7 separate regions of the Mus musculus genome follow, and regions 1, 2, 3, 4, 6 and 7 are each linked to region 5. A link is a loop called in an ENCODE intact Hi-C map of the cell type or tissue named here. Cell type or tissue: heart. All regions are shown on one strand. Region 1 overlaps Anks1 (ankyrin repeat and SAM domain containing 1). Region 2 holds the start of Snrpc (U1 small nuclear ribonucleoprotein C). Region 3 overlaps Scube3 (signal peptide, CUB domain, EGF-like 3). Region 4 holds the start of Uhrf1bp1 (UHRF1 (ICBP90) binding protein 1). Region 5 holds the start of Taf11 (TATA-box binding protein associated factor 11). Region 6 overlaps Scube3 (signal peptide, CUB domain, EGF-like 3). Region 7 holds the start of Tcp11 (t-complex protein 11).

Region 1 (4,000 bases), 60 kb before region 5:
TTACGGGAAGAACGGACATAGGGAGGCAGAGGTGTTCCTAACAGCCTGCTGGGTGCCTGAGCAGCCATGGAAACAACCTGCAGAGAAGAACCCTAGGTGAGGGAGAAAGCGCCTGCACACTGCACCTGAGACAATGCTAACATAAACAGGAGGATGCGGCTGACTGCGAGGAAACAAGCTGATCTAAAGATGGGCAAAGGACAGGGAAACGTCTTTACAGATAGAGCCTCACACTGCTCAGAATGACCTGAACCCCCGACCACTCCGCTTCTGCCTCCCACCCACTTGAAGCTGGGATACCGGGCTATTTTATTCTTACAAATGGTCAATGGGGAGATGAAAAACTACCCTGTGTCACTAAGTCTTAAGGAAATGCAAACTCAAACCTACTTGACTTTACTGCGTGTCTGTCAGAACAGTCACTGCAAAAGAGACGAAAGGTAGGAGCTGTTAAGGGCGTCAAGCACGGCCTCGACACTGCTGTTGGGAATGTGAACTCAGCCTCACAGAAAGCAACACGGGTGTGCCATGATCCAGCAACCACTACCTTGTACAAACATCTACCCAAAGCAATGACCGGAGAGCGTTGAGCATGCCCACACTTAGGACTGTGTTATAGTAGCTAATCGGCAGGAGGGTCCTTTAACTGGTGAGCAGGAAAAGAAAGTAGACTATTACTCACTCTTGAAAAGGAAGGGAAATCCCATCATTTGCAACAGAAGAAACGAATCTGGAGGACCATTCACTGAAAGCAATGTGCCAGGCACAAGCACTGAACAGATCCACTCAGATGCAGTGTCTGAAGTGTTACTGGGAGGGAGGAGCTTTGTGAGTCCTTCTACAACACGTACATTTCGAGACACTGGAAATGCACTTCATACTTCCACGTGCTCCATACTTGGCAGTTAAGTGAGTTAACAGGAAATGGAAAGTGTGAGACATCTGTGATTTGACACTGGTGTCATTGACAAACAAGGTGAAGAAGGCCAGACAGTAAGCCTGAAGCACATGCTGACCCTGTCCACCATGAAGCCTTGATCCCTCTACTCCTCCCATTTCCAAAACCAGCTTGCCTAAGTGTACTTGATGATAACAGGAGGATGGAAAGGAAATGACGTGGAAAATCAAGGAGAGAGGGGGGCTCCTACAAGGGAGTCTAGTATAAAACATCCCATTAGCATCTAAAAGCGAGTCACAAGCCAGGTCAATGAGAGACTGGAAGCAACAGTTAGGCAGCGCTTGGCACCCCTTCAGAGTGCTTTTGGTTCTTACAGAAATGCCATAAGGGAGATGGGAAGTAGCATGAAGCAGCCTTGCTAGCTCAGCAACCCAACAGGCGCTGTCTACCTCCTACAATACCAAGGGCAACAGCCCCCAGCAGGACTGCAGCGGTGATTACACCAGCATCACACTCCCTCAAAACCCCAGCAGTTGACAAGGACATGGCGCACCCCCAGCCTCCCCAGCCATTTTTCTCTGACCTAAAGATTTTGGGGTCCAGGGAACAGACCAAGCAAATGAACTCCACTAGATCATAGACCTATAATCTCCCTGTTTGGATTTTAGCTCTGGACAGGATGGCAGCCACATCCTCTCCACCCAACGCTCTTCCTTTTTGGCAGCTCAAGAAAAGAGCTATTTACAAATCCTGGTCTTCCTCCCTGCGGCTGTCCTCAAGCAGCAAGTCCTGAAGGCTGCTCACCCACAAACACAGCGAGTCTAATGGAGGTGGGGGCGGGGCTCTAAGACAGTCCAGAACATTCCTATACATAGTTTCGGGAGGTTCTGCTAAGCCGCACTTCCTGCCCTGACCAGCAGGATAAACCTAAGCTGACTCTCTGCAACCTTGGAGCAGTCTAGCATATTAGCATCCTTGGGACAGCTTTAGGATTAGGTTAGGGGTCTAGGCTCTGTCCACAGCAGCTGCTCCTACTACGCGGCAGGCACGCTATTTGAACCACTTGCTCACATGGTGGCTTCAAGACTTTCATCACTCAACATTTCCAGAAACTTGAGCCAGATTCACAACCTACTGTGTATCAAAGCCGTTTGCTGTTGAAGCAGCCTTCTCCTATGCCACGGAAGCACCTACATTTAGACAGGGCCTCTGAAAACCTTGAAGATGGCAAGGGAGTACAGGAAGGCGTGGACCATCTCTGGCTCTGAACCTCACCTCGGAGCTTCTTCGCCCTTGTTTCCCACAGCACAGTCACACCTGCAAGCTGAGCAGGGTCTGCAGGGCAGATTGGACTGGATTGGACTTTGTGAACACAACACATCACATTTGGTGAGTGAGGTCTGCCCAGCAAGTCCTGGTCAGGGGGCTGCTCACATGTGTTAACATGTGAAGCATGGCCCTGCACAGAAGGCATGCTAGGAGCTGGAAAGGTCCTTATGAAAGTCTTCATTTAGTGTGAACATGAGTGCATGCATGCACAGGCTCACGTACTTGGTTACACACAGGGAGACCAGAGTCCCAGAGCAGGTCTTCCTCTCTTGCTCTTCATATGGATTGGACCAGGGATTTACGGGTTCAGTTGGGCTGTTTGGCCAGTGAGTCCCTAGGGCCTGTCTTCGCACCCCAGGTTCCAGGTGTGCACCACCACTCCCAGATTTGATGTGATGCTGGGGACTGGAACTCAGGTCCCTGTCCTTGCACACAAGGGTTTTACCCACTGGGTCATCTTCCTAGAAGAAGCCTTCATCTCCAAGGGGCGGATCCTGCCCCATGGCCCACTTGGCCTTCCACAACCAACAGGAAGCTGCCAGATTAGTTTTCGGAGACACAATGACTCCAGTCAGGAGCTGCAGATCTGGGGGGTTTCTGCCCTGTACCAAGATACAGAGTATCTCTGACAAGCTCTCCTAGCCTCTGCACAGTGTCCAATCAGCTTCTTAGCCTTAGATGTACACAGTTACAAATGACAGACAGGGATCCTGGGCACCAAGGAAAGCTTGGGTATGGGAAGGCAACACTAAACACAGAAGCAACTCCTGAGGTGACCTCACTCTCAGCCTGGCCTCTCCAGGAGACACATTACTCTCAATGCTCAAACCATACAGTGCTTTTAGACACCCAAGATCTCAAACTTGACCCCCACGCCTTCTCAGGAAGAACACTGGAGGACACACTGTTCTACAGAACACGTGGGCGGTGAGAAAAGGGAAGATGGGTGGCCGGGAAAGCAGGCCCAGGGACTCAGCCGGCTGGGGAATATCTGCAGGACACAGTGACATCAATCTGCCTGGGACGCAGGGAAACTCTTAAGGGATTTAACAAGTATAGCCGTGGTTTTAGAAGTAAATTCAGAAAACCAAGAGGTCATTAATAAGTTATATGTGAAGAAGAAATGGGATTGTTGTATCCTAAGTGGCTCCACAGATGAACTACTGTGACAGCCACAGTGACACAATCCAACAATGACCACCAGCGCAACATCTGCAGGAACCAAGACTACTAAGTGAAGCCAAACTTTAAGGATAGTGGAACAGGCCAGAGTAACTCGGATTCTCAGGACCCATGCAAAAGCCAGGCCTGGTGGCATGCACCTCTGATCCCAGGTGGGAGACAGGATCCCTGGAACCCAGGCTCAATCCGTGAGCTCCCGGGTCAGTGAGGGAACTTGTCTCACCGGTCCTCACAAATTGGGAGTCACAGGAGGAGAAAGAGGGAGAGGGAGGGGACAGAGGGCCATGACAGCAGTGACTGCTACTGTAGGGGAAAAACAGCAGACACAAGAGGACTGGCAGGCGGGCACTGTTCTGGACGGGAGCAGAGGACCGAGGACTTGCTACCTGCCTGGCTAGAGGAGCTTTAGTAAAGACTGAAATGTAAGTCTGGTTGCATGGGCAAGAAAGACAGTGCCCCACGTCACCTCTGCACACCTATACCCAACACAGCTTAGGAGAGGAGGGGGCCCAAGGGCAGACCCACCCCACACCGACAGGCAGGCTTCTGGGGGGCAATGGCTACCTGGAAACTCCTGGTGCTCTTCTCGGC
Region 2 (4,000 bases), 69 kb after region 5:
GTCTTCCTCACAGATGGCTGGAAAACAGAAAGGTCATGGCCAACACAGAGAAAAAAAATCACCAAACTAAAAAGGTTTCCCGCTTTGCCTCTGGGTGGGAAGCCTAGCTAAGACACTGAAATACCTTTTATACACTGCCTTCAGTACACATCTTTCCTGGACTTACAAACTATCCCAGAGGCCAGCATACTGGGGCCTACCCATCAAACATTTGCTTTTGAGCACTGGCAGACACATAGATCCTTGCCTCTTGGCCTCCCTCACTACTCAGTACCAGGAACAGAACTCAGAGCTTCTGTAGTTTAGGCATGTGCTCTACCAACTGGGTTATACATCTGCCTGGCAGCTTCATTTATTTACTGTCTATGGCTTCTGTCTACAATGACTTTTAGTATTATAAAGACTTTTTAGTATTATAAAGACTCCATATTTACAAATCTAAAACAGTTTGCTACTTTAAGAAAAAGCATGCGTATGGCTGATCTGAATCCTGGTACTATTTCAATGTCCTCATGTTTCTCTTTTTTTTTTTTTTTTTTTGGTTTTTCGAGACAGGGTTTCTCTGTATAGCCCTGGCTGTCCTGGAACTCACTTTGTAGACCAGGCTGGCCTCGAACTCAGAAATCCGTCTGCCTCTGCCTCCCAAGTGCTGGGATTAAAGGCGTGCGCCACCACGCCCAGCGTCCTCATGTTTCTCATGGGAAAACAGCAGCTTAAATATATTTAAGCCACACTATTAGGAGAATACAGTACTATAGGCTGGTCGGAGTGATGCAGGCCTTGAATCCCAGGCATGGAGGCAGCAGGACAGCCTGTTCTACATAAGTTCTAGGCCACCCAGGGCTACATAATGAAACCCTTTCCAAAAATAAATAAGCCAAGGAAGTGGTGGCACATAACTTTACTCCGTGCACTCAGAAGGCAGAAAGCAAGCAGCTCTCTGTGAGTTCGAAGTCAGCCTGGTTTACAAATTATTCCAGAAGATCTGTCTTGTTTCCTCAGGAGATTGGGGGGGGGGGGGGCAGATAAATAGATTATTTAAAACTATTAAAACCATAAAAACCAAATTTTGTTGTTGCTAAAGGTTGTTTTGATTTGCTTTTTTTTGAGGTAGGGTCTCCCACCATAGCCTTAAACTCACAGCAATGCTCCATCTCAGTGTACTAGGAAGACAGGCGCCAGGCCCTAACTTTGTTGCTGGGCCTTGTGGCTGCTACACACGGGGCAACACTAATCACATATCTCAGTTATTCCTCCTGATGATCAATAGTTAATGAGGTTCTCACAGGAGCTGAGAATGGAGCTGTACACTAAGACATTTCTTTCCATTTTAACCAGGCATTTGAATAATGTGACATAATCAAATCTGCAAGTTTGTAGGAACACACTCCTGGTTTGTTTGTTTTTTGTTTTGTTGGGCTTTTTTTGGAGGGTGGGGCGAGTTATTTTGACAAGGTCTCAATATGTATCCTTAACTGACCTGGAATTTGCCATCTTCCTGGCTCAGCCTCTCAAGTATTGACATTACAGGTACATGCAGTTTCTGTATACGCAAATGCTTTCCATCTTCAAGCTTGCTTAAAGTTTTATCATTCTGCAAATACCTTCAAATTGCAAAGACCTCACAAAAAGGGTGGGAAAAAACACCCGCTTCCTAATTACTTTCTAAGAAAGGTTGTCATAAAATTTCCAGGAGACTGTAATGCACACACCTGGACCTAAAGAAAAAGAATTTTGCATACAAGGCGTTTTAGGATTATAAAAAAGACCCGCCACTTACAGAATCGTGGGTAAGATACGTATCACAGTAGTCACAATAAAACCTGAAATGACAAAAGAAAACGTCAGCAATTAACAGCTGTCCAAACAAACAGACCCAAAACCCAACTTCCTCGGATTGTAAGTCAAACAAAGCGTCCTGACAGAATGCGAGGCTTCTGAGCGAGGGTCCGCGCCCACTCTGCCAGGATGGCCGGAGAGCCTGGGTCTCCACCCGCCATCCCTCGGAGGGGCTCGCCTTCCCCTCGGAACGTCCAGAACCCGAGGCCGCCGCCCTGCACCTTCACCAGGACCCAACTGACCACCGCAAGTCCGCTTGCTCCCAGGGCCACACTCACTTGGGCATGATGCTCCACAAGCCGTTGGCTACCCCGATCCCCGCCGCCAGGAACTGACGCACACAGGCTGCGCCGACGCGAGCAAAGGATGCAGACAGGAGGGGTAGGACTTCCGCTTCCGGCCTCTGCCCTACGGATGCTGTGGGTGCCTCTGAGGTTCAATCCGCGCTCACTTATTCAGGATTAGTTACTCCGTCTAGGAAGTGCGTAATTTAGTACTATCAACAAAAGGTTCCAAAACCCTGAGTCAGCAGTTCCTACGCTGCGAATCATTAATCCAGCTTCTCAAATTGTGGTGACCCCCCCAACCAGAAATTATTCTTGTCGCTATTTCATAACTGTAATTTTGCCACTCGTATGACTAGTAATGCAAATTATCGGTGTTTTCTGATGGTCTTAGGAGAAACCTGTGAACGGGTTGTTCGACCCGCAAAAGGTGTCACGACCACTGCTCTAGTATGTACCCAGCTCTTCTGTAAATGAGAAGTGAAAAAGGCAGAACCAAATCAGGTAAAAGTTCTCATTCTCCAAGACCTGATTAGCAGTAAGCTGAAATCGATCAGTGGCTGAGGGATCAAAGTCCTATGCTGGGGAAATGAAGCGGGGAAGAGCGCAGCTGAACATCAAGGAAGACAAAGAAAATGTAGAAGACGATCACTGAGAAATTGATCATTGTATTTGAGCAATTAAGACAGACGTGAATTGTAGGGACACACTCCTGGGTGAGTGGGGCGGGTCTCAAGTTTTAAACCCTGTCTCCCTGCTTCCTTCCTAGCTGTGCAATTTACTCTCTCTGAGCTTCAGTTTCCTTATCTGAAAAGTAAAGGTAATAACTTGTGCAGTTTAAGGAAGAATCAAATGTAAAAATGCTGGAAAGTAGCTGGAGAATTGGTGTAGCGATTAAGCATTTGTTGCTCTTGGAACAATCTAAGTTCGATCACCAACACTCCCCCGTGGTGACTCCCACCTGTCTGCAGCTCAAGTCTCAGGGTGTCTGATGGATCTTTTTTAATCCACTCCCAGCACTAGGCACATACATGGTGCACTTACAAACTAAACACCCATATACATACAATAATACAAAAATGAATTTAAGCCGGGCAGTGGTGGCGCACGCCTTTAATCCCAGCACTTGGGAGGCAGAGGCAGGCAGATTTCTGAGTTCAAGGCCAGCCTGGTCTACAGAGTGAGTTCCAGGACAGCCAGGGCTACACAGGGAAACCTTGTCTAAAATAAAACAAAATATAAAAAAAATTTAAATGTAAAGCTCATAGGGCATTTAGCGAAAGGTCTATGCACTTAGGCCACCATAAATGGTAGTGATTCTATAGACGTTGTTAGCAGTACATTGCCAACTAACAGGTCAAACTTAGAGTCTGTTCTCTCAAACAAAGTGGATTGCCTTTTAACTTGAACTCCAAAGAATGAGAGAGGAGGGAGGAGTCATACTGCTGTCTCTCTCTCTCTCTCTCTCTCTCACACACACACACACACACACACACACACTTGGGGGGGCAGGGAGAGAGAGAGAGAGAGAGAGAGAGAGAGAGTCAGAAAAGTTACTATCCCTAGGCTGGTTTGCAAAATTCAATTCAAATGTGATATCACTTGAAAGCAGTGATTTTCATTGTCACCTTCAGATAACTTTGGTCCTTATTAGTTCCTTAAATAACCTAGACCTTTGGCGGGGTGGTTAATCGTAGCACTCAGGAGGCAGAGGCAGGCAGATCTCTGATTGAGGTCAGGCTGATGTACAGAGTGAGGTCCAGAACAATCAGGAATACACAGACAAACCCTGTCTCAAAAAATAAATTAAAGCCGGGCGTGGTGGCTGTATTAGTCAGGGTTCTCTAGAGTCACAGAACTTATGGACAGTCTCTAGA
Region 3 (4,000 bases), 260 kb before region 5:
AGGAGCCAGAGCCCAGACTGTACCATCTTCTCCATCGGCACCTCCACATGGAAATGACCGTAGTGAGGCCAGTGGCAGTCCTCGAAGGATCACTGAAGGCACAGGGTGGGCAGCTAACGTCCAGGCTCTGGTCGGCTTTCTCCTAATTACCTCAGGCTTGGGGACTGGCTGGGTCAATGACACAAATAGAGGCAGAGGCTAAAGAGGCACCGAGGTGCTGCTGAGGATATCAGGGCCTGCTTGACATTTGTCACTCCGTGCTTGGAGCACATGTGGAAATGGCTTCCCACGCTGGGACTCAGTTCACAGCAGGTCTTGCACTGGGATGGATGAGGCGCCGGGGTTACATGACCTCGTAAGCACCATAGCCCACAGAGAAGCTTCTAGGTCAGCTCACGAAGGGTTCCTGTTCACACCATCTTCCCATCCCCCCTTCTCCTGGAAACCTCTTTTGTCTAACCTGTGCAGTCCTAGAAAGTCCCTGAGTTCTTAACTCCTCCTTCAGCCCACTCAGCTCCCAGAGTGAGGCGCTCAGGGCCAATATCCCCTGTAAGTTCGTAACAGCTCTGCCTGGATTCCTTGCTGCCAACTTGGTTGGCAGTAGAAAGCCCTTGCTTGATCTCCTCCATCCATCTTGATATCAGCTAAGTCTAGTGGCCTACTCTCTCCGTACGATAGATCTCATGTGCTGCCCCATCAGCCATAGAACAAATGATTAGAGGAAGTGTCCGTGTATGTATGGTGAGATGGGGGTTGGGGGGTGGGGTGGGGGAGTGCGGAGAAGCCACGCCCTAAAGGCATACATTGGGAGGCACTCTCACTTTGTGGCTTTCCAGGAGCTGGCAAAATGTTAGGGAGAAAGGACTCGTGACTCAGGCTGTTCTATGGCACTTCTGGGGACCCACTAAATGCCCATTCGCCCCTCTTGCATGAAACCATTCAACAGCTTTGCAATAGCTCTCTGACCCCACCCGACCCTCACCCCCACCGTGTTGGCTAAGGCATCCAGGAAGCGAGCTTCGCCTGCTGCTGGCTGGTGTGTGTGGGGATCAGACTATTTGATAGTTGAATCTCTTGGCAGTTACCTAAAGTTGGACCTGAGGAGTCATTGGTGGATGTCCAGGACTAAGCCTCGGGGAACAAGAAGGAACAATTGGAGACTTTACAGGCAGCATCTAGGTTAAGGGTGGAGCATATGCAGAGCCCGGGCTCAGGCACAGACACCATTCTTCTTTTGAAAGACAGTAGTTGAATCAGGCTTGAAGTCAGCTCCAAGAGGCAGGTGGCAGGTCTCAGGCACACGTCTGGTTCCTGTCCTTCCCCCGCTTCATACACGGAGAACTGTCCAATTCCAGGCTGCTCCAGCCCTCTCTGGCTGTCTTGGGAGCCTGCGCTGGCCATCCATAGAGTTTATCCCGATCCCCTCCCATGCCGTGTCAGGGGAGAGCATGAAGATAGGGAAAGACAGGTTGTCCCTACTCGCACAAGATTCTGACCAAGTCCATCTGCTTCTGTTACCATGAATCCACAGAGAGACACAAGGCAGGCAGGATCAGCTCAGTCAGGAAGCCTCCTCCTCCTGCTTCATCAAGTTACCAGAGCTAGTCTCCTGTGCTTGGGGCACCTCTGAGGGATAGCCCTAGCTCTGCGCTGCTGAGGGCTCTGAAGTTCTGTGTGGCCTCAGGGAGGACTGAGACATATGAGCCGCTCCGGCACTTAAGGCTCCCGACAGACAGACTGCTGTTTCTCCAGCCTCAGCACACCCCTCTCTCCTAGGCAGCTATAAATAGGGTTATTCTGAGAGGAAAAAGAAACAAACAAAAAAACAATCCCCCCTCCCTCTAGACGACATAGAAAGACTCAAAATGATTGCACTTCTCAGATGTGGAGAGGGTGGACAGGCGGCTTGCCAAGGGCACTCACACTTGTTCCTCCTGCTGCCCACAGCCCGAGGCTAGAGGTAGGTAGCTCCAGGCTGGCTGCAGAGTGGGGTCCTCTTTGGTGGAACCCACAAGCCACCTGGGGCTACAAGGGAAAACACCCGTGGAGCAAGGTCTAGGCTTGGAAAGTCAACAGCCCAGCTTCTTTAAGGACAGCGCTTACCAGGGGGTGGGTAGGCCTCCCCCAGGGAGCCCTTAGGTGGGGTGAGGGCACGGCCGGGGGCGGGGGGTACTGGCAAGAAAAGGGTTAGTGTTTGAGGCTGGCTTCCACTTGTTCTGTAGGAAGTTCCTTTAGGTGACACATTTTCTTTCTTTCTGTTTTGGGCAATGTTTTAAAAACCCGCTTTCTGTCCTGCAGAGCTATCTGAGAGCTTTATATGTCCAGGGCCCCTGCCTGCTCCTCGCCCTTACCCGGCAGGGGTTTGCTATCCCATTGGTATGGATCACTTGTAAACCCTATGGAGTCAGCCCCGGCCAGATGAGAGCAAGCTCTACAGATGAGAACGCCAACTGTGTGGGCACCCCGGGCTTAAACTCTGTGCCCCAGCAGCCTGATGCTGGCACAAAGCTGCTATGTCCAAGGCTTCTTTGGCAGGACTCTGGGCTGTGAAGACCCACTCTGGGGAGCACGGGGGCTGTGGAGGGGGTGTTTTGGCTCCTGGCTAGCAAGGCACCATGCTATAACGGCAGAGGAATAGAGGGTGTCTATTCCTTCACCTCTGGGGGGAACAGAGACGCACTGAATGACTTCCAGGAGAGAGACAGAACGAAGACAAGGTAACTAGAAAGGCCGAAAGGGAGAGCGCCTGGTGTGGTGATATCTCTCCTTCAAGAGAGACAGTTTCTTGTCTGAGGTTGGGGTGCCAACTCTGAGGGCCAGGGAGGTGGGAGCTCTGAACTGGGTCTCGGGCCCACAGGCACTATTTGTAAGGCCTCAGGAAGCTGGAGACTTTGGAGCGCAGTAGCTTGATGAAGGATTTTGGCAGCATCTCCTTGTGTTTCTCTGTGTACTTGAAGTAGTTTTGAGGGTGGGCCAGGACCTCAAAGAAGGCCTTGATAAGCTTCTTGTCCTGCAGGAGATGGCAGGTGGCAGTTGTCAGCTTCAGTGGCATGTGGGGGAGAGGAATACTCAGCAGCCCCTCTTCCTGTCTAACAGCAGCTCACACTGAGCATGCTCAGAGGGCCTCCCCCTGCTCCTTTGGAACCCCAAAGCTCAGTTAGCCACAGGTCTAGGCCTCCGCTGCTCAGGCTGGGCCTGTGGGGCATCCTTGACTCCGTAGTGTCTCAGCTACAGCCAGCTGTTGACTCTGCCTTCAGCGTATGCCCAGCATCTGTCTGAGCAGCTTGCCAGCCCACAGCTGCCACGCGGAGTGACACCACCATAAACTCTCACCTGGGCTATTCCAATGGCTGGTCTATTCCTTTCCTTTGTGATACTAGGCCCTCAGACACAATAGCCTAGTATTCTTCTTTTGTTTTCCTCCTAGATTTACTTATTTTATGTGAATTTCACCTGTGTGTATGTGTGTGCACCACATGCATGCCTGGTGCTTGAGGAGGTCAGAATTGTGTTAGATTCCCTGGAACTGGAGTTATGGATGGTTATGAGTCACTGTGTGGGCACTGGGAACTGAGCCCAGTTCCTCTGCAAGAAGTAACAGATGTTCTTAACTACTGAGCCAACTCTCCAGCACCTAGGCCACTCCAGTGTCAGCAATTTTATTATTGCTATAATCGAATTCTATTATACCCTATTACTCTGCAATAGCAATTCTATTATTGAGCACTCTTGTTACTTGAGATAGAGTCTCTCTAAGTTGCTCAAACTGGCTTTGGACTTGCTTTGTAGCTCCAACTGACCCACAACACACCATCCTCCTGCCTCAGCCTTTTGAATAACTAGTCCGAGAGGTGTGAGCCACTGGGCCTGGGATTGATCTCTGTGTTTCTATCCTTGGCCCACCATAGCGTTCCCTCCTCACGGCAGCCACAGTGGGGCGCTCAGTTAGTCTGCTTCATGTTTGGAACCCATTTTCTGCTCTCTGGTTTTCATTTCCTGT
Region 4 (4,000 bases), 52 kb after region 5:
CAGGTTACATGACACCCTGTCTTAAAAAACAAAAACAAAAAACAAAAACAAAGGCTCCAGGGTGTCTCATTACCATTGTATGCTCACTGGAGGTACAGGGCACACAGGGGAAGCTCCAGAGTAAGGAAGCTGGTTCTGTCTGTGCCTTTATCTTCTGGAAAAGTCACTTAGCTTTGCTAAGCTTGCTTCCTCCGTCAAGAGCGGGGTAGACGCCAGTCATACGCCTTTAACCCCAGCACTTAGGGGGCAGAGGCTGGAGAATCTCCGGGACTTTGAGACCAGCCTGGTCTAGATACAAGTTTCAGGACACCAAGACTACACATACTGAGACCTTGTCTCAAAAGGAAGGAAGGGGGGAAGGAGGGAGGGATGGAAAGAAAAAAAAAAGAGGAGGAGAGTGGGAGTAGAGGGAGGCATCGGACTACAGCAAGGGTCCTTCACTTATTCCAGGACGCTCTGAGAGACATTCAGATGTGTGCCCTCGTCACCCCCACACAAACTGCTATAGAAAAATTGCCTAAAGCCAGGCATGGTGTCCACTGCCAACCACTCCAGCACTCAGGAGGCTAAGGCAGGAAGCACAGTAACTCCAGCTACAAAGTAAGGGAGGCACTGCCTCAAGAGAGAGACAGAAGGACCGACCGACAGACAGACAGACAGACAGACAGACAGACAGACAGCAAGAGACAAAGAAAAGGTCAGCAGAAAGGCTCAACAGGGCAAAGTGTTTGCCTCACAAGTCTGATGACCTGGGTTTGATCCCCAGAACACATTGTGAAAGTGGAACTAGACAATGACTCCCCAGAGTTGCCCTGCAACCTCCACTAGCACACTGTGGCACTTCTGCACCTCTCTGAACGCACACAAAACAACACACACATACCCAATAAGAACAATTAGCCACACAAGTTGTAACCCCCAAAATGCCCGGTGTCCTACTGGGCGCTCTGTGAGGCTCTTAAATAAATCTTTCAATATAAAAACACATGGAGTCTTCTAATTTATCACTGTCTCACCACATGGTCCAAGTTGGCTGGGAACTCTACTGTAGGCTGGCCTTAAAACCCCACTCCTCCTACCTCAGCCTCCAAATGCTAGGACCTCGGGGGTGTGTGCACCACAGCAGCCTAGATAGTCTTTGACGTATCTACTACTACTATCTAGTTTGAAAGAGATAAACGTTGAAGAGGAAGTGCCCAGACTCCAGGAGCCGGCCCTTCAGTCATGCACATAACAGTTAATCAAACAAGGTATCTGAATCTAGCTAATAAATGTCTAAGATCACATAAGCCAATGTCAGCCAGGCAACGGGGGACACCACGTCAGGGACAGAGGCTCACACAAGCCCTGGTGTTCCATGTTGACTGGCAACACTCACACACACCTCTTGAAAACCACTAGTCACTGTGCTGCCAAACTCTGGATCACTAGAGCCTCTGAGACAACCTAAATTAACAACCATCACCAAGCTAGAATAAGCAGCGAAAACCAACTGCAAAGCTAGCTCCCAATTTTCGCAGCCACCCATTCTAACAAGCTGCATCATCACGCAGAGACCAGGAGTCCTTCAGATATAGCTGAAAAGTGTCTTGCCAGCTAACCCGTCATGCCCCAAATACAGAGCGACAGGACAGCTTAACAGGAGGCCACAAAGCACAAGTGGACACTGGCTGTCAAACAAACCTCCATGGCATCTTAAAGGGAAGGCTGCTGAAACTTTATCCCCCACCTCCGCTGACCTTTCTCCAATCCGTCTGTGTACGGAGAAGAAAGCGGACCCAGAAAGGAGGGAGGTCCGAAAGGACGACCAGCCTCGGGTGAAGGGTTTATATCTTTTCAAGAGTGATGCAACAGGGTCAGACAGAAGAGGAGGAGCTCGCCTCACAGAAGGAGAAAGCCGGCGTCGGCGCTGCAATCGAAGGGGACCTGGGTAATCCAGCACGGAGCGGCAAAGCCAGAAATGAACCGGCGCTGGGCGGCTCGGCAGGCGGGAAGAGGCCTCCAGGGCTGGCCTGCCAGGTTCCGTGCGGGTCTGGAAGGTACGGCCAGGAAAGGGCTGGGTGACCCGCGCCGAGGAAGGAGGCGGCGACGGGGGTGGGGAGGAAGGTGGCCCGGGCGAGGGAGTAATGCAGCGCCGACAACGGCCCGCAAGAGTTGAATCGCGCCTGCAGGGAGCCGCTCGCCCAGAGCGGCCGGAGGGAGGTCGGAGGGCTCGGAAAAGGACCGAGTACGCGGGGTGGCGCTCTCACCGGGACAGATGCTTCAAGATCTGCTTCTTAATGATCCCGGCCATGCTGCAGCCCGGGCCCGCGTGGAATGCAGGCAGACGGGCAGCCGTGGCCTCCTCAGTTGTGGAAAAGAGGCGTCCTCTCACCTCGCCGCGGCGCGGGCACCGGCTGCCGTAGCCACAGTGGCCGCCATGGCTCTCTGTCGCCCCTAACTCAGCGCCAGGAGTTCCGCCGCGTTCCCACCCGCCCGTGCGGCGCCGCAGGATCCCGCGGAGCAGAACCCAGACCGCACGCCACCCTCCGGGATCCCCGTGGCGAGAGCGCACGGCGAGGGGCGGGGACGCGCGCGGCGGCACAGGCGCAAGGGATGAGGGGCGGGGCGGCGGGAGCTCAGAGGCATAGGGGGCGGGGCAACTGCGCGGGGCGGGGCTTACACGCTCAGAGGCGGGGCTCACTCTTCCAGAAGGTAGATGGTGGCATTCGCCTTTACTCCGAACTCTCCAGAGCCAGAGGCAAGCAAATATAGGACCTTGAGACCAACCCTGTCTACATGGGGACTACCAAGACAGGGTTACATTAAGAGACCTTGTCTCTTCTGAGTTCGAGGCCAGCCTGGTCTACAAAGTGAGTTCCATGACAGCCAGGGCTATACAGAGAAACGCTGTCTCGAAAAACCACAAAAAAAAAAAAAGACCCAAGAAATCTAACCTTTAATGCTTCCAGTTTCAAGAAAAATATCTGCAGTTATTAAGCTGCTAAATACATAAGGCCTCCGTGATAAAGTGCTCGCCAAGCCTTGGGCCACTCCATTAAACACAGATGGAGGCTCCTTCCACTCTTCACTGTATCCAGGAGATACTCAGATACCATCTGACCAAAGCTACAAAACTGGGGCAAGGGCTGAATCCTGTTTCCATGCATGACAATGGCTCAGTGCAGGATCTCATTTCCCAATGCACCATTCTGACAAACTGCTGAGGTCAAAACGCCGAACAACCACAGCAAACCTAACCAACATACTTTGCTTAAAGCCCCCTTTAGGAAATTTAAATGTCTATTGATCATTAGTACATGACTCAATATACTTAACTGCCTTTTGAAAAGGGAGCAATGGAAATGAGAGCCAATGTCTTTAATTCTCGCTATTTCGTGTGGTTTTGCTTTCTTGGTAAGTTTGGCGGGAGTAGGAATTAATTACATCAAGCAAATGAGGTAAGTACTCCACTCAGACGCACCGCCCCCCAAAGACGGAGTGTTTTTATTTATCTGTGCATTCCTATGTGAGTGTGAATGTCATGTGCCCACAGAGACCAGAAGCTGTCAGATTCTTTGGCACTGGAGTTACAAGTAGTTGTGAGCCACTTGGTGTGGGTGCTGAGCACTGCACCTAAGCCCTCTAGAGCAGCACTTAGCAGGGAGCCATCTCTCCAGTCCCCAGGTCTTTTAAGTTTACTCTTGGAGCCCAGCGTGGTGGCGCAAGCCTTTAATCCCAGCACTCTGGAGGCAAAGGCAGGCGGATTTCTGAGTTTGAGGCCAGCCTGGTCTACAAAGTGAGTTCCAGGACAGCCAGGGCTACAAAGAGAACCCCTGTCTCGAAAAACCACCAAAAAAAAGTTTACTCTTGGTTGAGATTGAGACAAGGTATCCAGATATAGCCCTAGATGGCCCAGGGATTGCTATGTAGATAGACCAGGATGTGGCCAAAGTGGCAGCCATCCTCCTGTCTCTGCCTCCTGAGCGCCAAAAAATGTGGCTGTTCACACCACACCTGG
Region 5 (4,000 bases):
GCCTGTGGAGCAGAATCAGCAAATTCCAGGTTTGGTAAGAGACAGTCTCAAAGAAGATGGAGAGCAGTTGAGCAAGACACCAAATGTCAAGCCTTCACCATGCAGGCTTGCATGCATGCATGCACACGCACACAGAGATCATTCTACAATCAGTAATTTTCAACAAATCTATTCAACAAATCTTGAGTACCACCTATAAGCCAGTATTGTTCAAGACACTGGGTGCAGCCAACAGAATTGGGGTTTTCTTCCCCCAAAGGATCGTGCTTTTTAAAATCTTCCTGAAAAAAAAAAAATATGGGTTGAGACTCAGTACTGAATAACTGTTTATTAAAGCGGTGGGCTTCCTGGGTCCAAGCTCTCCAAACTCACTCAAACTGAAAGTGCATGAACCTATAAGGAACAGAAGCTAAGAAAACCACTTCTAAATGAACTTCCACTTCTCAAAAGCCTCAAAACAAGGAAGGAAAAGAAAACAGCTAAGAAAGCATTGCTGAACCAACACATTTTATGCACTCTGACAGAGCATTCTAATCCTCCCTCCCTCTTGTAAGCTACAAAGAGTGACCCCTCCCTCCCGAAGCCTTGCAGCCCGGGATTCAAGTGTCTAAAAGATCTCAGAAAGTTGAACGCACCTCAGCTCCCTGAGCAAGCCTTGGTTTCTTTCCGATTAAGTCTCAGGGGGGAAATGAGCAGATGCCACTTGGACGAACCCAGCCAAAGTGACAACGACAAACTGAGCTTCAGGCGCAAGAGGGGCTCAAAGTCTGAACACCTCGTGCGTGATCAATGCAGAAGCAATTTTAAAAACAAACAAAAGCCGGGTTCCGCACAGCCCGGTGGAACGTTCTAAGCTCGTTGGGGAAGGAAGCCGAGAATGTGCTCTAGGGGAGTCGCGAGGCTCTGCACGGCGTGGGAGTCCCTGCAGGATGTGAGAGGGATTCCGCGAATTCGGTCTGCTCTGAAGCGGCTTTTGTGAGAAGCGACAGCTGGCACCTCACGGCGGGCGAGGGTGACGCCGAGCTGTGCCATGCGGCGCGGGCTGCCACCTGGGCACTCCCCCCATTCTCCGCAGCGGCGACGCCAGACACGAGAGCCCGGCCTGCGCCGCGCGCGCCCCAGGAACCGTGACCTCTCGGGGGAGCCCTCGCAGTCCAGGCTGCGAGCCCCGGCGCGCGCACTCACCTCAGCAGACTGGAGAGCGGGTGGCTAGAAGAACCGAGGCCGCCGCCCCCGGAGCCGCCGCCGCTGCCTGAGCCGCCGCCGCCGCCGCCGAAGCCGGAGGAGAGCCGCTTCCCGGACAGCAGCTTCTCCACGGCCGGGAGGTGCCCGGTGCGGGCCGCCTCCAGCAGCTCCTGCTCCTTCCCCATCCCCAGGACCGCCACCCCTCGGACCTCAACCCGGAGCCTTGCAGAGCCTGCTCCGGCTCCGAAACTTTCCGTCTCCGGGCAACGCACCCCTCAAACCGGCCGGGGACGCCACCCCCTCTCCCCCCGCCTCCTCGGCCTCCCCCACTCCCTGGCGGCGCGTCACTTCCGGGATCCGGCGTCACGCGTCACCGCGCCCCCGCGCCCCGCCCCCTTGCCCACCTAGTGGGCGGGGCTCGGCGCCGCCGTGCAGGTGAGCCCGCTTGGCGGAGGGGAGCCTCGGTGTGCGGAGCCGAGCCTGGCGCAGGCGCGGTCTACGCCTAGCGGACCCGCCCATTCGCCAGGTGGCGGAGATCGGAGGCGGCACGCCTGCAGGAGCTTCCCGAACTGCTCGCCTTCCCAAAGGTTTGGGACCTCATGGCACTGGAAATGCGGTCATTGTTCCTGGCACCGTAGAAACAAAAGAAAAGGGGGTAACGCGTACCTCTGTTTTCAACTCCATTCAAAACGCATAGATTCAATACGGGATAGGCGCGGAGATCTAGAACCAGACTTGAAAAATCCCTCCCTCTGGTGCCTCCTGGAGGGAAGACCTGAGAGTTTTACTTCTGCAGTTAGACTGGCATTGTGGCAACTGCCATTTGTCCCAGCAGTCGAGAAGCAGAAGCCGCTGGCTGCATCGCTGTGAGTTTAAGGTCAGCCTGATCTACAAAGCAAGTTACGGGCTAGCCAAGGCTACATAGTGAGACCCTCTCTCCAGAAAAAAAAAGGTGGGGGGGGGGGAGGGAGTACGGGGGTGGCTGGAGAGGTGGTTCCCTGTTAAGAGCACTGGTTGCTCTGCCAGAGAATCTAGGTTTGATTCCCATCACTTGTGGCGCCTCACAGCAGTCTGTAACTCCAGCTCCAGCGGATGTAACACCTTTTGCTGGCCTCCCAGGGTACCACGAACGCATGTGGAGCTCAGACTTACATGCAAAACACCCATACACATGAAAAAAAAATGTAAGAACTCTTAACAGACACTATCCTCGCACTCCATCCTACTAACTCTTCAGAAAAAGTCAGAAGAGACCTTCTTTCTCTTAGTTGTCATGAGAGACATTTTAAAAGTCAGATTTGGGGAACCATTTCCAATTTTTAATATTGGTGGACTAAGGAGGGAAATGTAATTGGGAAAGGATGACTTTTTTTTTTTTTTCTGTTTTTCCCTCACAACACTAGCCTGTTCTGACGCGAGGCAGGTGGCCAATATTTGAAGTGTTAAATGAAACCATTGGATACTTTCTGTTGGCGTTAGAGATGCTTGCGAAACAGAAGGGAAACTTCCCTGGTGGACACAAGCCGGTGGTCTTAGTTCTTTGGGAAATCCGAGGTTAGGTCGCTGCCGGAAGCTGCTCAGTCCACGGCAACAACAAGCAGCGGGACCGAGTTCTCTCCCTGTTCCCCGACTTTGGGCTGAAGGAGTAAAGTTAAAGAAGGGTTAATTGGCATTACATTCCCAGGAAGGAGAAGAAAAAGAAGGAAAAAGAAGTCTCTCGGGAAACGAATTACGCTCTTTCAAAAACGCTTCTGCCCTGAAGCGGAGGATCTAGACTTCTACATTTCTTTCACATTAAAACAAATTCCGTTTATATGAATCCCCTGGGCAACCAACGCGCTTCTGGAAGTGACCCCTCCCAGGATCCGTGGGCGTGACGTCATCGCGGCGCGACGACGAGCCCTCAGCTCCAGCTCCGCTCCACAGCTCCTTCTCCCGGCGGTGCTGCCATCGCCTCTGACCCCCTGCTCTCGCGATGGACAACCTCGGGGAGTCGCCCACAGACAAAGGCGGGGAGCCAGGGGAGTCAGAGGAGACGAGGGCTACTCCTGGGGCTTTGGTGGCAGCCGACACTGAGGGAATCCCGGAGGAAACCGACAGGGATGGAGACGCGGACTTGAAAGAAGCCGCGGCGGAGGAAAGCGAGGTAGGTGGAAGTTGGTGGATAACGCTGCAGGACTACCCGGGTGCGCTCCTGACTGCTTTCTTCCAAAGCCAGGGAACTAGAATTCCCCCACGACTGTTTGTGAGTCTGCAACCTTGAGGGGCAGGAGAGGGAACGGGAAGGTGTAGGTGCTGTTAGAGCCCTATTCAGGCCTGCTTGTACTCCAGCTCCTTTTGGGGGAAGGCTGAGGAGGAAGGTGGAGGAGACAAGAAGATAAAAGACGAGGAGAAAATGGTTAAGGACAAATAAATTTGAAAATCTGAAGCACAAAGGTTAGAAACACGCGTAGATCAATAGTGGAAAGTAAGTTAGAAAGGCTGTCAGATAGATAATGCCTTCTCTCCCCCTCTCCATATTTCTGTATGAGTTTAAATATGAATTCCTTCCTTCCTTTCTCTCTTTCTCTCTCTCCCTCTCTTTCTTTCTTCTCCTCCTCCTCCTTCTTCTTTCTCCTCCTCCTTCTCCTTCTCTTCTTCCCCTTCTTCCTCTTCTTCCTCCTCCTCCTTCGAGACAGGGTAGCCCTGGCTAACCTGGAACTCAGGTTCTATAGACCACACTGGCTTCGAATTCAGAGATCCCCTTGCCTCTGACTTCCAAGTGTTAGTATCAAAGGCATGTGCCACCACTTCCCGACATACCTTTCATTTTAAA
Region 6 (4,000 bases), 260 kb before region 5:
GGTGGCTCCAAGAGGCCCATGGGCATCACTCCCAGGGCAAAGGTCGCAGGAGAGCTGCCCTTCCCTCTCCTGGAAGGTGCCCGCTGGGCATGGCACACACTGCTCCGTCTGGCCGTGGTAATACGTTCCCTGCGGGCAGCTGACTGAGGGAGAGTCGGCCGCGCTAGCCACCCCCCCATCTCCCACCACCCAGGCCTAAGACTCCCCTTCCCGCTCCTCCAGCCATGGGAGATCTATTAGGGAACGAACAGAACCCTGCTTGGAGAGATAGGGATGTCAAATCTGAGTGCAGGAGAACTGCCGGCCCTGCCTAGTGTCCGAGGTTCAGCCTGGGACCAGAGAAAGGAGGCCCGTGGGCAGGAGGGGCTTCGCCACCTCACGTTTTGAGAGCTTCACCTGAGACAAGGGGTCCTGTTCTGCTCTGAGCCAGGGCCAAGTTGGGCCTCCCCCACTCCCCACACCTTTGCTTCCCGGCAAGCTCCCTTACCACACTTGGTGCCTGCTCGGTGCTGCCCAGGTCGGCAGACCTCCACCAGCTCTGCTCGGTCCCCAGCTCCCAGGCCTGGCTTGTGGGCTAGCTCATAGTCAAGGCCTGCCAGACGCAGCAGGAACCGGTCTTGGTTGATGGACTTTCTGAGCATCTTCAGGGACCCTTTCAGCCTCCGTTCCATCCGCTGTCGGAGGCAAGGCAGCCCACAGCCAGCTGGTAATGGATGGTTGTGCGAGTCAGAGAATGAGGAGAGAGAGGTCAGAGCAGAAGGCAGCCGACAGGGGCAGCCCTGGAGTTTGCTGCTCGCCATTACACAGGCCCAGAGTTGAGGTGCCCCCTTCCCTTGGCTTGTCCCTTTTGGATCCAGGCTATGTGCCCTCCTCTTTGGCCCTCCACCCAACAATGTCCCTAGGCCCACCTGTCGTTTCTTCTGCTCTGACCTCAGCTTCCAATTCCAGGGTGAGCCGGGTAACCTCCTTGCCTGGGGGGGTCCGGGCCCGCCTGCCCTTGCCCTTCCGAGAAGAGTCACACTTAAGGTGGATGAAAGTGACCAGGCAGTCAGAGCAGGGGACACTACCTGGAAACAGAGGCCGTGTCAACCTCGAACTGTAGCTTCCACTGAAGACAAGTTCTCTCTTCTGACTCTCCTATTTCTCCATCCGCCCCAGACATCCCTACCCCCAACCCTCTTCTCGGTAGGAGGGAATGACGGGGACTTCCAGGGCCTTAGCCTACAACAGCTTCCCCATTCTATCCACAGCCCAGGGTGCAGGTGAATCCATGACAGAACTAGGCAGAGGGGCTGAGAGGTGGGGAGAGCCTGGTGGGGCCAGGGAGGGAGGTCCAAACCTGGCCCCAGGATCCTGCTGGCCTCCTCGGCTTTGCCTTTGTTTCGCAGATGCAGGCGACATTTGGCATCCTTGATCTTGAAGGAGGCTCTCTGCTTGACTGGCAGCACTGCAGCCTCTAGAGGGAGAAGAGAAGCTCAGCACAGCTCCAGGGCCTGGGGACCCTGGGGACGGCCTGCTCTGGGAGGTGGCTCCGAGCTCAGCAGTAAGGTTTAGCTAGAGAGTGGGATCAGGAAAGCCAAGGGTAACAGATAGGAGGGGTAAGATAGGAGGAGCTTGGCAGCAAAGCTGGAGAGTTAGAGAGTAACAAGGGAGGTAGAGGGTGAGTCGGCCAGGGATGAGGAGAACTGTGGGGGCAGAGAAGAGGAGGACTCTGGGCAGGTGCTCACCATGGCAGGAGCTGGAGACGGTGCTGTTCCCAGAGTGGATCACTCGGGCTGGAGCAGCTTTAGGGCTCGGGGTACCACAGCTCACGGTGAAACCGTTCTCTGACTCTGAAAGAAGGGGCTTATCACAGCTCTGACCCACCTCTCAACCCCCAATGGTTGGAGGAACCCCGGGGGAACAGAGGCACTGCTGAACAGCCAGTCTGCCCTCCCTTCTCCCCAGAACCCCGTCTCTCTCACATACCTGGCAAGAACCGGGCCCGGGAGGGACAGGTCAGGGCACAAGTATCCTTCTTGCCCGAGCGATTGCAGCTAAGCATGGCTTTTGAGGCTCCAAGACTGCTCTGACACTTCACTGGCTCTAGGAAGGGAAGCAAGGTCTGAGAATATGAACATGCCTTGTCTTCCTGCCCTCAGAGAGTTAATGCGGAAAGGGGGACTAGTTACATGCCCAAGGAGACCTGCACATTTTAAACCCAGCAGGCTCCCCCTCACACCTTCCCCTGAAACAGCATTGTTATGTCTGGCCAGCAGAGGGCGCCACACACCTGTGCAATCCTTCCCGTTCCAGTGAAGGCGGCCCTGGCCTGCTGGGCAGGTACACTGATAGCTGCCTGGGGTGTTGATGCAGCCAAAGCGGCAGCCTCCCTTATTGATGCTACATTCGTCCACATCTGTGGGAGGAGTCAGAGATCAGATTGCCAGTACCCTTATAGAGATTACTGTGCATTTACAAATCTTGTCAGGAAGGTAGGTCTCACGTTAACATTCTCATAAACAAAGTAAAAGGTTCTCTGGCCTGTGAGGAGCTCAAAGTTCTCTCCCTTCTCTACATCCCCAGTCATAGTTGCCATTGAGCAGGGGCCAATCCAACCAGACCAAGGTTTCAGAACTTTCCTCTCTTACTGTCTCATTGGGCTAGAGACTGAGAGGGTGGGTCTCTGGGAACAGCGATGGGGAATGCAAGGTAGAATTAGGAGGCAGAGTCTGTGCCACCTGCCATCGCAACCCTCGAGAAGTGAAGGCTGGAGGTTTGGAGTTCGAGGTCACCACTGGCTGTGTGTGTGTGTGTGTGTGTGTGTGTGTGTGTGTGTGTGTGTGTGCAGCTATCCTGGGCTACGTGAAACCCTCAAGCATCTTGCTGCCAGGATGCTGCTCTCTGGTATCCTGTCTCCCAGCTGGTCTTTGGAAGGTGCCTTCTATTTTATCTTGTTGGATGTAGACAAGAACCATCCAAGGATTTCTCATTACAAGCACAGCCATTTGGAGTGTGAAGAGTCGAGGGCTGGGGTGTCTGGGAAGCAGGCAGGTGTAGGTGTGATCTTGCTGGCTTACCCCCGCAGTGAGTGACACCATATAGAAGGTAGCCACGATGACAGAGACACTGGAAGCTCCCCGGGGTGTTGACACACATGTGGTCACAGGTTCGGTCGAAGGAGCACTCATCTATATCTGGAACAGCAAGGATTCGAACCACTGAGTCTGTCTCGGGGCACCTGGTCCATGCTCAGGTGATGGGCTCTGATGCTGAAAGACCTTGGCCTAACTCCAGATCTGAGCACGCACAACTCCCTCTGTACCCTTTGTCTGGGGTTTGGGGCTTTTGTTGTTTTTCTGAGACAGGGTCTCTCTGTATAGCCCTGGCCATCCTGGAACGCACCAGGCTGGCCTCAGACCCAGAGATCTGCCTGTCTCTGCCTTCCAAGTGCAGGGATTAAAAGTGCACCACCAGAATTGCCAGGGTCTGGAACCTGTGCATGTGGAACCTAGTTGCAGCAGGCCACACTTGGGAAAACCTGGATTGTGGTGAAAGCTTGCTCACCCCTTGCCAAGCTGTGTATTTCAGCATGGAGCTGGCCTGCAAGAAGGAAGGACTACCGTTGTCTGTCTGCGGCATAGCCCTGCCTACAGAGACGCTTGGAATACAGCATCCCTGACACTCGCCCCCTTGGCCGGAGCCGGCTCACCCTGGCAGCTCCTTTCGTTGATGAGAAGCTTGTAGCCCTTCTTGCAGCTGCACTCGAAGCTGCCCACTGTGTTGCGGCAGATGTGGTCACAGCCCCCGTTGTTTAAGCGGCACTCGTCTATATCTGGGGACGAAGGACAGCATTGAAGGCTAGGGGCAAAGGAGCCCAGATCTCTTCCTCACAGAGACAAGGAAAATCAAGGAGGGCCCTGGCTTGGCCCTTTTAACTTGGCTGTCACCTTCTGTCTCCATGTCTTCCCTGTTTAGGATATCTGGCCATTACTAACACCATCTCTCCTGAAGCCAAGTC
Region 7 (4,000 bases), 170 kb before region 5:
GTCTGTCCTGGAACTGTGTAGTCCAAGCAGGCCTTGGCCAGTCTGTCCTCTTGCCTCAGTCTCCCCAGTAGCTAGGGTGACAGGCCTGCACCGTTACTTTCAGGTTTTCCAAAGTCAGGGATTGGCAAGCAAAGCAGCGGCATCAGGCGGTACAGCCATTTCCGGGGGATCGCACGCCCTCTTCTGAACGCCTGGGGTACTGCATGGATGGGATGCATTTGCATAGGTTTTATGATGACTTCAAGTCAGAGTAATTAAGAGGCCAGAAAGAATATGAGGGAAAAACACCCTCTCCATGTTCTCTCCCCAAACCCAAGGCGTGGGTATTTAAAAGACTTTAATCCCTGCAGAGGCAGGAAGATCTGAGTTTGAGGCCAGCCTGGTCTACAGAAGAGTTCCCTGACTGCTGGGGCAGCATAGAGAAACTTTCTTTGTCTTGGGAAAAAAGCAAAAAACACAAGAGAATGTTATATGTAAAACAAGACAATTTTATATGTATGGGTATTTTGCCTGCGTGTATGTAAATATATGTAAATATAGGAAGTATGATCCCGAGGAACTGGAGTGGCAGATGGCCGAGATCCATCATGTTGGTGCTGGGAATCGAACCCTGGTCCTCTGGAAGAAAGCCAGTGGTCCTAACAGCTGAGCCATCTCTCCAGGCCTCACCCTCCATTTTTTTTAAGAATCTGGAAATGGAGCTCAGCCTATGAGGTCCCTTCCATGCCCAGCACTACATGAACCCTTGGTGGTGGCTCACACGGGTGACCCCAGCACTCAGGCAGAGGCTGTAGGGTCAGCAGTTCGAGGCTAGCACCCCTGTGCATGCTCTGCAGGCTACCCCTAAGCCCCAGATCCTGACACTTGGAATCAATAGGGATGACCGTCCTGCCCCAGTCTCGGTCTCACCCAAGGTGGCGGCAGATGGTCGGTGGCGGGTCGCGATGCTGGTGGGGAGGGCTGCCACGCGCCTCGCGCCTCGTTGCCAGGACACCTAAGCTGTTTGTTTGGCAACACCGGGCGTTCCCACTCCTGCTCAGTTCGCAGGGTGGGGATGTGGAGTGTGTGACAGCATCGACGTGGGGCTCAGTGGCTCCACCCAGCCACGCCGCCCCTGCCTCATCCCCCCAAGTGGTTTAGCCCACCCGCACCCCGTGCCGCCCAGCCAGCCAGAGCGGGCGGGCCGGCAGAGAAGGAAGTGAGCTGAGTGGAGAGAGGGAAGGGGAGGGAGAAAGTGGAGGGGGAGGGCGGAGGTGAGCCACGGAGGGGAAGGGATGAAAGAGGGGAAGGGAGAGGGGAAGAGGAGGTGAGGGGAAGAGGCATACTGAGAGGGAGAGACAAGGGGTGGTGAGGGATGGAGAGGGGTAAGGGGAGGGGCGTCCGTCGGGGCTGCGGCCTCAGTTTCTTCCTGCGCCAGCTCTGGTCCCCCCTGGCCCTGACGAGCCCCCAACATTTGTCACCACACAGATACCACCACCACCACCATCACCAGGATGCCAGACGTGAAAGAGAGGGCGGCCCGGAAGGAGCCCGGCGCGGCAGAGAGCGCCTCCCGTGAATCCCGCGGGGGAAACACCCGGGAGAGCGCGAGCAGCGCCCAGGGGCACCGATCGTGTAGGTTCAACCGTCGCCCGAGCACGGCCGCCCTCACCCCAGGGTCCGCGCAGGGGCGCGGGGTAAAGACGGCGCCACGAGGTCCCGTGGGCCACGGAGGACTGCGGACTGGCCCGACCTCCCGGTGTCCCCAGCCCTCCGCCCGAGCGAAGCTCCCCTCGGTCACGCGTGGGGCACCGCTTCCGCCATCCCCGGGAAAGGGCCACCTCGGCGGGACCCCGAGCTCGCACAGGCTAGGTATCTGCTTGAGGCAGGGTCCCCCAAGTGCGGGGACTGCAGGTCCGGACCTCCCTCCCCCTCGTTTCAAATGCTCCCGCACAAGCGTTGCCATGGATTTCCTGTGACGCTGGACAGTTAGTCTCTCCTCTGTGGCCACGCGGGGTCGCTGCTGCTTAACGCTGTGACTTGAGACAAGATCCAGGTGTACCCGGAGGGGTGGGGTGGGGTGGGTTGGGTTCGGGCTGGGGTTGTGTATCCAAATAGGAACCTGGCCTGTGGGGTTCAAGGTCAGGGCGTGCTGGTGCTGCTGGTTTGGAAACAGTTCTTACAATGGCTGTTGCATCCATAGGTACAGTGACTCCTGAGTATACAATCAAATTCCTTTTGTAAAAATTTGGAACTGTGTATAACACGTTGGCTTTGTTGTGTTGCAGTTTTCTTTTTTTAGGGGGGCAATCTGAATTTTTAAGAATTGTAGCCACACTTAAATCTCTACTCTTTAAGCCCTCCTTGTTCCGGAGTGCTCTGGGCGGAACTGGCTGCTTCTTGCAGTTGGAGAGTTTCTTGAGGAGTGGCTGTAGCTTTGAAGGTTTCCTTTCACCTCGGATTTGTTTACGGATCTGATTGTGTCATGCCAGCCATTTCGGCTGGGATAATGAAGGACTGCACAGATGCTGGGAAGAGCAGGGTCCGGTCACCTTTGTTTTTATAAAAAGGTTTATTTTTCTTTGTGTGAGTGGGTGTTTTGTCTACAGGTATGTCTGTGCACCGTGTGTGTTCAGGGCCAGAAGAGATGTCGGGCGCCCTGAAACTGGAGTTACAGATGCTTGTGAGCCAAGGGTAACCCAGCTCTTAGGAAAGGGCAGCAAGTGGCTTAACCACTTGGCCATCTGTCCAGCCTGTAGTTTATGCTTTTATAACCCAGCCAAGGACTCTAGATTTTCTATCAAAGTCCAGTCAATTTTCTCACCATGAAATATTTTCAATTTGTTGAAACGTAAAACCCAGAGACTTCCTCCATTTTTAATTTTCTCTGTGTGTGTGTGTTTTTTTCCTTTTTCCTTACTGTCTGAGGATACAGGCATGACTCTAAATACTTCTGTCATGTTTCCTTCTGAGAAAGACAGTGCTGTCCTATGGGATCTCTACAGTTATTTTCTTTTGCCGGGCAGTGGTGGCACAAGCCTTTAATCCCAGCACTTGGGAGGCAGAGGCAGGCAGACTTCTGAGTTTGAGGCCAGCCTGGTCTACAGAGTGAGTTTCAGGACAGTCAGGGCTACACAGAGAAACCCTGTCTCGAAAAACAAACAAAACAAAACAAAACAAAACAAAACATTGTGCCTTTTCAGGCCTGTGAGGCAGCTCAGCAGCTAAGCTCCCCCGACCCCACCAACCTGATGACTGAGCCGATGCCCAGGCAGCCATGAGAAGGTAGAAGGAGGGAACCTTCCTCGAGCCTCCCAATGCAAACTGGTGTGCAATACTAATAACCTTCTTGATTATTTTATGTATACGAGCACACTATCATTGACACACCAAAAGAGGGCATCAGATCCCATCGTAGATGGCTGTGAGCCACCATGTGGTTGCTGGGAATTGAACTCAGGACCTCTGGAAGAGCAGACAGTGCTCTTAACCGCTGAGCCATCTCTCCAGCCCTGACAGCTTTATCTTTGAATCCGCTTCATTTTGTGCCTGCCTGAACTTTAGCCTTCACTGTGTTGGACTGCCCTGAGCATTTCTAGCACGCCCTTGGGGAAGTACAAGTGACTGGCTGAGTGGACTCAGATATAACCCCGGGGGCCTTCAGACGAGTGACCCTGAGGAGATTCAGACATGTGTGGGTTGATAACTGTCCACCAGAACTTCTTCTAATTACAGGTATGACGGAGAGAGTCCATGACGCTTCCAAGCTTGATTGTCAGTTGGAAGAAAGGAGTTTATCTTCAAGCAGGTATTGGCTTTTACAGTTTCTGTATGTGACTTCCTGATGTCGTTATTCAGCACCGAAGGATTCTGGGGGCTGGGGAGGTGACTCTGTGGGCTGACACTTGTTGCCAGGCCTGACAACCTGAGTTTAATTACATGTGCCCTCACCAATAAACAGATAAATATTAAAAATAAACTCGGCACGCTCACACCTGTAATCTCAGCACTTGGGAAACAG

Evidence for each region. Hi-C counts contacts between places; a loop is a spot of excess contacts. Peaks named below come from ENCODE experiments on the same cell type or tissue, not always from the same donor. Only the 100,000 strongest peaks of a DNase experiment are listed, where the experiment ranks them.
Region 1: it touches region 5 in a loop (3-fold over the local background); 9 of 42 quality-filtered maps call a loop at or near these places.
Region 2: a loop joins it to region 5, with 8 times the contacts of the local background. A loop is called at or near these places in 20 of 42 quality-filtered maps.
Region 3: a loop joins it to region 5, with 2.8 times the contacts of the local background. A loop is called at or near these places in 5 of 42 quality-filtered maps.
Region 4: it touches region 5 in a loop (2.0-fold over the local background); 19 of 42 quality-filtered maps call a loop at or near these places.
Region 6: a loop joins it to region 5, with 2.4 times the contacts of the local background. A loop is called at or near these places in 5 of 42 quality-filtered maps.
Region 7: a loop joins it to region 5, with 7 times the contacts of the local background. A loop is called at or near these places in 20 of 42 quality-filtered maps.

Annotation. Positions count from the first base shown.
Region 1 is chr17:27,967,304-27,971,303 of GRCm38, reverse strand. All of the region lies in intron 1 of Anks1 (ankyrin repeat and SAM domain containing 1), which reads right to left. Among named protein-coding and RNA genes, the nearest start is that of Gm35290, 38 kb to the left of the region's middle. In heart, a CTCF peak has its summit at 1,808; DNase peaks (open chromatin) are centred at 1,693, 2,693, 3,133 and 3,632; H3K27ac peaks cover 1,474 bases.
Region 2 is chr17:27,838,287-27,842,286 of GRCm38, reverse strand. Snrpc (U1 small nuclear ribonucleoprotein C) reads right to left here and starts at 2,200. Exons shown (of 6, transcript NM_011432.2): 1 at 2,118-2,200; 2 at 1,781-1,823; 3 at 1-17. The coding sequence starts at 2,125. In heart, a CTCF peak has its summit at 2,173; a DNase peak (open chromatin) is centred at 2,216; H3K4me3 peaks cover 2,008 bases; H3K27ac peaks cover 1,239 bases.
Region 3 is chr17:28,170,206-28,174,205 of GRCm38, reverse strand. Scube3 (signal peptide, CUB domain, EGF-like 3) reads right to left here. Exons shown (of 22, transcript NM_001004366.2): 22 at 1-3,010. The coding sequence ends at 2,861. Among named protein-coding and RNA genes, the nearest start is that of Zfp523, 5.0 kb to the left of the region's middle. In heart, no CTCF peak of the experiment used is centred here; no DNase peak of the experiment used is centred here; H3K27ac peaks cover 1,064 bases; H3K27me3 peaks cover 373 bases.
Region 4 is chr17:27,855,044-27,859,043 of GRCm38, reverse strand. Uhrf1bp1 (UHRF1 (ICBP90) binding protein 1) reads right to left here and starts at 2,537. Exons shown (of 21, transcript NM_001080769.1): 1 at 2,250-2,537. The coding sequence starts at 2,293. In heart, a CTCF peak has its summit at 2,236; DNase peaks (open chromatin) are centred at 1,893 and 2,573; H3K4me3 peaks cover 2,979 bases; H3K27ac peaks cover 2,671 bases.
Region 5 is chr17:27,906,832-27,910,831 of GRCm38, reverse strand. Taf11 (TATA-box binding protein associated factor 11) reads left to right here and starts at 3,088. Exons shown (of 5, transcript NM_001379368.1): 1 at 3,088-3,331. The coding sequence starts at 3,161. Anks1 (ankyrin repeat and SAM domain containing 1) reads right to left here and starts at 1,526. Exons shown (of 25, transcript NM_181413.4): 1 at 1,186-1,526. The coding sequence starts at 1,370. In heart, CTCF peaks have their summits at 1,942 (motif pointing left) and 3,122; DNase peaks (open chromatin) are centred at 621, 1,511 and 3,121; H3K4me3 peaks cover 4,000 bases; H3K27ac peaks cover 3,420 bases.
Region 6 is chr17:28,162,130-28,166,129 of GRCm38, reverse strand. Scube3 (signal peptide, CUB domain, EGF-like 3) reads right to left here. Exons shown (of 22, transcript NM_001004366.2): 8 at 3,692-3,814; 9 at 3,060-3,176; 10 at 2,273-2,398; 11 at 1,969-2,085; 12 at 1,728-1,832; 13 at 1,340-1,456; 14 at 909-1,067; 15 at 488-703; 16 at 1-143. Among named protein-coding and RNA genes, the nearest start is that of Zfp523, 13 kb to the left of the region's middle. In heart, a CTCF peak has its summit at 2,253 (motif pointing right); a DNase peak (open chromatin) is centred at 2,249; H3K27ac peaks cover 452 bases; H3K27me3 peaks cover 3,404 bases.
Region 7 is chr17:28,077,773-28,081,772 of GRCm38, reverse strand. Tcp11 (t-complex protein 11) reads left to right here and starts at 1,134. Exons shown (of 10, transcript NM_001085555.1): 1 at 1,134-1,198; 2 at 1,468-1,614; 3 at 3,715-3,787. The coding sequence starts at 1,494. In heart, CTCF peaks have their summits at 192 (motif pointing left) and 1,981; DNase peaks (open chromatin) are centred at 1,142 and 1,972; H3K4me3 peaks cover 1,562 bases; H3K27ac peaks cover 1,219 bases.